Linked DNA regions of Homo sapiens: region 1 is linked to region 2. Evidence: chromatin contacts called from ENCODE Hi-C data. All regions are on one chromosome and are shown on one strand. Each heading gives the region's core, a stretch centred on a gene start or an enhancer-like site at or near the end of the contact. The rest is flanking DNA. Distances are from core to core; before and after follow the strand shown.

The links. Hi-C counts contacts between places; a loop is a spot of excess contacts on that map. Pooled maps may share reads with other maps.
Region 1: a pooled map shows a loop between it and region 2 (12-fold over the local background). The contact joins the promoter of EPM2A here to the promoter of HIVEP2 in region 2. A Hi-C loop is called at or near these places in 2 of 37 single-sample maps with no recorded cell type and 11 of 50 pooled maps.

What each region holds. Positions count from the first base shown.
Region 1 is chr6:145,734,077-145,736,776 of GRCh38, reverse strand. It overlaps EPM2A (EPM2A glucan phosphatase, laforin), which reads left to right and starts at 1,257. Exons shown (of 4, transcript NM_005670.4): 1 at 1,257-1,579. The coding sequence starts at 1,279. It overlaps EPM2A-DT (EPM2A divergent transcript), which reads right to left and starts at 1,908. Exons shown (of 3, transcript NR_038246.1): 1 at 1,857-1,908. RefSeq lists enhancers at 843-892, 913-962, 973-1,032 and a silencer at 1,193-1,782.
Region 2 is chr6:142,943,793-142,946,492 of GRCh38, reverse strand. It overlaps HIVEP2 (HIVEP zinc finger 2), which reads left to right and starts at 1,317. Exons shown (of 10, transcript NM_006734.4): 1 at 1,317-1,394. It overlaps HIVEP2-DT (HIVEP2 divergent transcript), which reads right to left and starts at 4. Exons shown (of 3, transcript XR_001744397.3): 1 at 1-4. RefSeq lists silencers at 1-37, 88-717, 948-1,177, 1,378-1,477, 1,618-1,687.

The sequences.
Region 1 (2,700 bases), core at 8-2,507, 2.8 Mb before region 2:
TATTATTAGTTTTCTAATTGTTCCACAAGAGATTGAGTTTGTGTAGTTTACATTTTTGCACTTTCTGTTTTACTTATATCCTCAACGCATGAAATTTTGGCCTGTTCCCCTTTACTATTCACAAACTTCCAAACACTGGTAAAAATGCCTTTGTGTGTCTTTAATTCACGTAACAGATTTGTGTTATGTTAAATGTTAGTGAATATATAAACCTAAGAATACAAGGATAATTTTGTTAAAGAATCAAAAAGTATCAGGACATTCGTTTGTCTTATGGCAGAGACAAATTGAAGTTCCCCACCAAGATATACGTATTTTGGATTTGGGCCAGACAGCTAAAAAACCTGTTTCAACTTAAAACCCAAAAAGGTTTTAAGTTGAAAAAATAATGCTGACTTTTGCTGAAAGTAAATTTTAAACAAAGGTTTTTTTTTTTAATTTACTCCATTAAAAATGCATACATTTGGACAGAGCGAGACTCTGTCTCAAAAAAAAAAAAAAAAGCATACATTTGTAGTCACAGAATTAGTTTTTGTTTTGACCTTGAAAAGGACTTGAAAGTATTTACTCCAAACTTACTTTACACATACTAAAAATATAGTTTTTGAAAAAAGAAAGTTGATGTGGCTTTTCAGACAAGGGAATGGTAGGTAATGTTTTGCATCAGCTCCGGGTCTTGGGTGATCTCCACCAATCAGAGATCCTTCAGAGCTCGTAGGGTCTAGAAAGATCATTATTTTACACCCTCATTTTACAGACAAAGAACCTGAGACCTGCTAGAGTAAGTGACTTGGTTAAGATAGGGAGCGCTCCAGAGACCAGGTCCAAGATCTTCCCCCGTTTCACAATTAGAAGGCGGCTGTCTAGAGGTCATTCCCTTCCTTATGATCCTCATAAAGTTAATTTCCAGTCTCTTGGAGAGAGAACTGGACGATCGCCTGGCTTAGAAGTTTTCCTCCCTCCCCGAACCCCGTTTTCTCTTCCATTTCTTCCGGTCGCGTGTCCCCAGCGCCCACAGGTGGAAATCAACCGCCCGCGGGGTTGCGGGGCACAAAGAGGCAGCTAGCGGCTCCGCTGACCCCTTCCCGCCGGCCTGGACGAAGTCTGGGCTCGGGAGCCGCGTGATGCATCCCAAAGAAGGCGCAGAACAGCACGTGTTCTCCCCGGTGCCCGGGGCTCCCACACCACCGCCCAATCGCTGCGGCCGCCTAGTGCTCGGGCCGCGCCTGCCGGCCGCGGGGACTCCGGGCCCGGGTATTCGCGCCGCCGCCGCCCGCCATGCGCTTCCGCTTTGGGGTGGTGGTGCCACCCGCCGTGGCCGGCGCCCGGCCGGAGCTGCTGGTGGTGGGGTCGCGGCCCGAGCTGGGGCGTTGGGAGCCGCGCGGTGCCGTCCGCCTGAGGCCGGCCGGCACCGCGGCGGGCGACGGGGCCCTGGCCCTGCAGGAGCCGGGCCTGTGGCTCGGGGAGGTGGAGCTGGCGGCCGAGGAGGCGGCGCAGGACGGGGCGGAGCCGGGCCGCGTGGACACGTTCTGGTACAAGTTCCTGAAGCGGGAGCCGGGAGGAGAGCTCTCCTGGGAAGGTATTGCCAGCAGACGCCTGCCCCCGGCGCAGAGCGGGAGCTCCGGCCCGCACCCCCAACCGGGGCCTCGGCCTCGGGCAGGCCCCGCAGGCCCCGGCGGCGCGCGTCCCGGGCTTTTTGCCCGCGTCCCTGCGCACTCCCCGGGCGACCTGGGCTGACCCTGCTCTGCCGGCCACGCTGTCGCCGCCAGCCGCGCCTCCGGCTTCCTACTGATTCCCTAGACCCGTATAGCGCTCCCGGCCGCCTTCCCGCCCACTCTGTTGCCTGCCCCTCTGACCTGGTTTCCGCACATCCAGTCCTCAGCTTCTTTCCAACCGCGCCTGCGTCACGGGCCAGTGCCCTTCGTCTCCCGCCCGGGGCTCCCTTCGCCCTCCGAGTGCCCCTCGACCTCCGAGTCCCCCCCTTCGCGGGTCCCTTGGCTGCCCGGCCGCGCGCCGCTGATGGCTTCAACAGCCCAACTCCGCCTTGGTTGGGTTTTGTGTCCTCATTTTCCTGCTCTAATTCACTAAAAAAAACCCAAAACGATCCAACCAACGAAACTAGCGTTTTCGCTAATCCTAGACAGCAATGTGCTACTTAGATTTTTTTCATAGATATTGAGAATGAACTAATGGAAAAACGTTGAATATTTCCCTTTTTGGATTTTTTTTTCTTTTTTAATCCCAGATATATGACAATTGAGACATGACCTGATTTCTTAAAATACTAAAACAATACATGCTGGTTGTAAAATAATAATAAAGAAATGTACATAGTGAAAACTTACAGTGTTTCCTCCACACATCTTAAGCACACTGCTTGTACACATTTATGTATGTGATATATGCATATACTTTTTTTTTTTACAAAAATTGTATAGTAATTCTGAATTTTTGCTTTTCTTGCCTAACAATATGTTAGGGACATCTTTCACTGTCACTACACGTAGATATGTATTTTACATGTAGATGTATATTTTAAATGGCAACAAATTATTCTGCATCTACCAATGTGCATTTAGGTTCTTTTCAGTTTTCCTCTGTCGTAAACAGTAGTGGCTTAATTGAAATTCCTTTTACAGATATCTTTGAACATTCGGGAGTGTTTCTGCAGAGTGGATTCAAAGAAGTGAAATTATTAGG
Region 2 (2,700 bases), core at 68-2,567:
GACTGGTTTTTCTGGTTCAGCCTCCCTCCCTGGGACGCGCTGGGGGATCCGATGACGTCGTTGGCTGAGTCTCTCCCTCTTCCTCCCTCCCTCCCTCCGCCTCTCCCCCCGTCCGCCCTCGCCGCGCACTCCTCCTAGTAACTTCTGTTCGGGGAGGCGCTGCCAGGAATAACCCGGTGCGTCCACAGCCCGGGAGGGGAGGCGGCCGCTGCGGCTCCCGCACGCAGACAGCTGCGGCCCGGGCCTCGCGGCTCCCGCCTGAGCCCGGCGGCCCCTGCCCCGGGCCCATCTCCGTACAGTGTCAGAAAAATAAATAAAGGCAAGAGGAGCCTGGGCTGGCGGTCGGGATCTTTTCCCTCCCTCCGCGCCCGCCCTCCCTCTGTCCTTAAGGAAATGCTACCAGACACCCCCCACCAGACACGCTCAGCCTTGGCGAGGAGCGGCCGCCGCGGCAGCGAGAACAAGGGCACCAGGGGGGTTTCCTCCCCCTCCTCCTCTCCCTCCTCCTCCCCGTCCTCCTTCTCCTCCTCCTCAGCGGTGACTTTCCAGGTGAGCGGCCGCCGCGGCTGCGAGGATCCCCCTCGCCCGCTGGGGCTCGGGCCGCCGCGTCGCGCCCTCCTCCCGCCCCTGTCACCCGGCGGCGGCCGGGAGCTGACAGCCGCCCGAGGGGCTCGCGGCCCGGAGGCGGGCGGCCGGCGGGAGGCGGGCTGGAGGTGAGGGGGTGGAGAGGAGGAGAGCGGGGCGCCGCCGAGCGCCGTCGTTCCCCGCAGGAGGGTCTCCGCACAAACATCTTCGGTGACTGTGGCACAAGTCTTTGCCAAGTTGTGTCTTGGACCTTGACGCTCCACGGAGCCCAGAGCAACTTGGAGGGTCTCCCGGCTCGTTCACAGCGTTCCTCCACGTCTCGCGTCTGGGGTGCTGGGTGCAGCCTCGGGGTGCGCGGAGGGCGGACCGGCCACCGCGAGAGCGGAGCGGCGGGAATCTAGGTCCCTCCTCGGCTCGGTAAGTGGCCTGGACGCTGGGTTTTTCCTGCCTCCTTCGGCGCTGGGAGCTTGTTTCACTTTATATTGGAATCGCCGCCGCCGAACTCCGTCCCCCGCTCCCCGGCGTGTGCCCCCAGCCCCTTCCCGGTGGCCCGAGGGTGAGGGTCGGAGGGGGCGGGGATGGGGGAGACCGCGGGAGGGGTGTCGGGCGCGTGGGGAAATGCGGGGAATACCCTGGCCGCGGATCTATGCAGATGAGGGGAGGCTGCTTTGCGTAATGTCCTGGGGGGAGGGGGCCGCGCGGGAGCGCTGGAGGCAGGAATGTGCCTGCTTACTAATGAGCGACGTGCACCGGCGCGCACGGCCCGGCCACCGCTGCGGCTGCGGCGGCCGGCGGCGGCCCGTTGTCAGGTAGCGGGGGAGGGGGCCGCGGCGCGCGGCGCAGGCGGCCGGGCGGGCTGGCGGCGCGAGGCCCGGGCCGCCGGCCTGCGGCCGAGCGAGCGCAGCGAAGGCGCTGGCTCTGGGCATTTCAGTGACTCCCTTTACCTCCCGGGCAAGGAAGGAAGGAAGGAAGGAGCGAAGGAAGGAAGCGAGGAAGGAGGGGACTGTCTCGATGGAAGGTTCAGGCGGAGGCGCCCTCGCCTTGCGGGTGCACCGGCTGCAGAGCGGCTCTGGCCGCTGCCGGCTGGACCCGGGCGCGTGGAGACGGGTGGGGGCGGTTTGCATGCGTGTTTGTCTGTCCGTCTGGCGGGGGATCGGGAAGGGACATGTGTGTTTGGGCTGTGCACTGTGGGGAACTGGGTCTGCGCCTTTATGTCTGTTCCCTGAAGTGGGTGGAACGTTGGCCCGTTCCGGGAATGTTCCATGACGTGGTGCAGCCACAGGAAGGGGGTTAACGAGGGGCTCTCTGCCGCGGCGGCACTGCCGGCTGCTATCAAAGCAGATGTGCTGCTGCTGCTCCTCCTCCTCTTTCACCTCCTTTCACCCCCACCCCCCGCCTTTCCATTCTGTGCCTCTGGTACTGGTAGGGGTGAGACAGGAAAACATTGCTCTGGGTGTGTGCGTGTGTGTGTGTGTGTGTGGGTGTGTGGGGGAGGGGGTGCTGATGTGCATGTGTGGGGTCTGTCGTATTTGGTGGGGGGGGGGGGTGGACTCCAGATCCGCTCTGCTACCCCAGCTGTTATCACAGATCGGTGCGCTTTATACGCATGTGCCTCCCGCGTTCTGTCCCTCTTACATAACACATCCAGTGCAGCAGAGGACATGAGAAAATGCGACCCCAACCCTCCAAGCCCAAATTGGGTGAGGGGATAGAAGGTCAGGAAGCGTCCCTGGGTGTTGTCCTTCAGGGACTTGGTTCCCAGTGGGGGAAAGGAAGAAGGGAAGGAGGGTTTCTTCAAGTGGCTCCTCTCATCTCTGACTTAAAAGCATCTAACTAAAAAGGACTGCAGGCACTAGTCTTCCCTAACGGGAAAGCTTGTAACTAGCTACACCAAGGGAACGGGGGCACTTTAACCTCGGGAGTGCGGAGAAGAGAGAGGGTCCTTAATCAAGACACTTGGAGGAGAGAAGCAATAATGTGTGGGCGGCGGATGGGGGGCGCTGGGGATGACTTCGAGGAGACCAGAGGAATCTCTTGATAATAGGTTTCACTGGAGGCCTTAGGACACCTGTAATGGCTTAGCATTCACACAGGAAGTTGTGTGTGCAACTGACA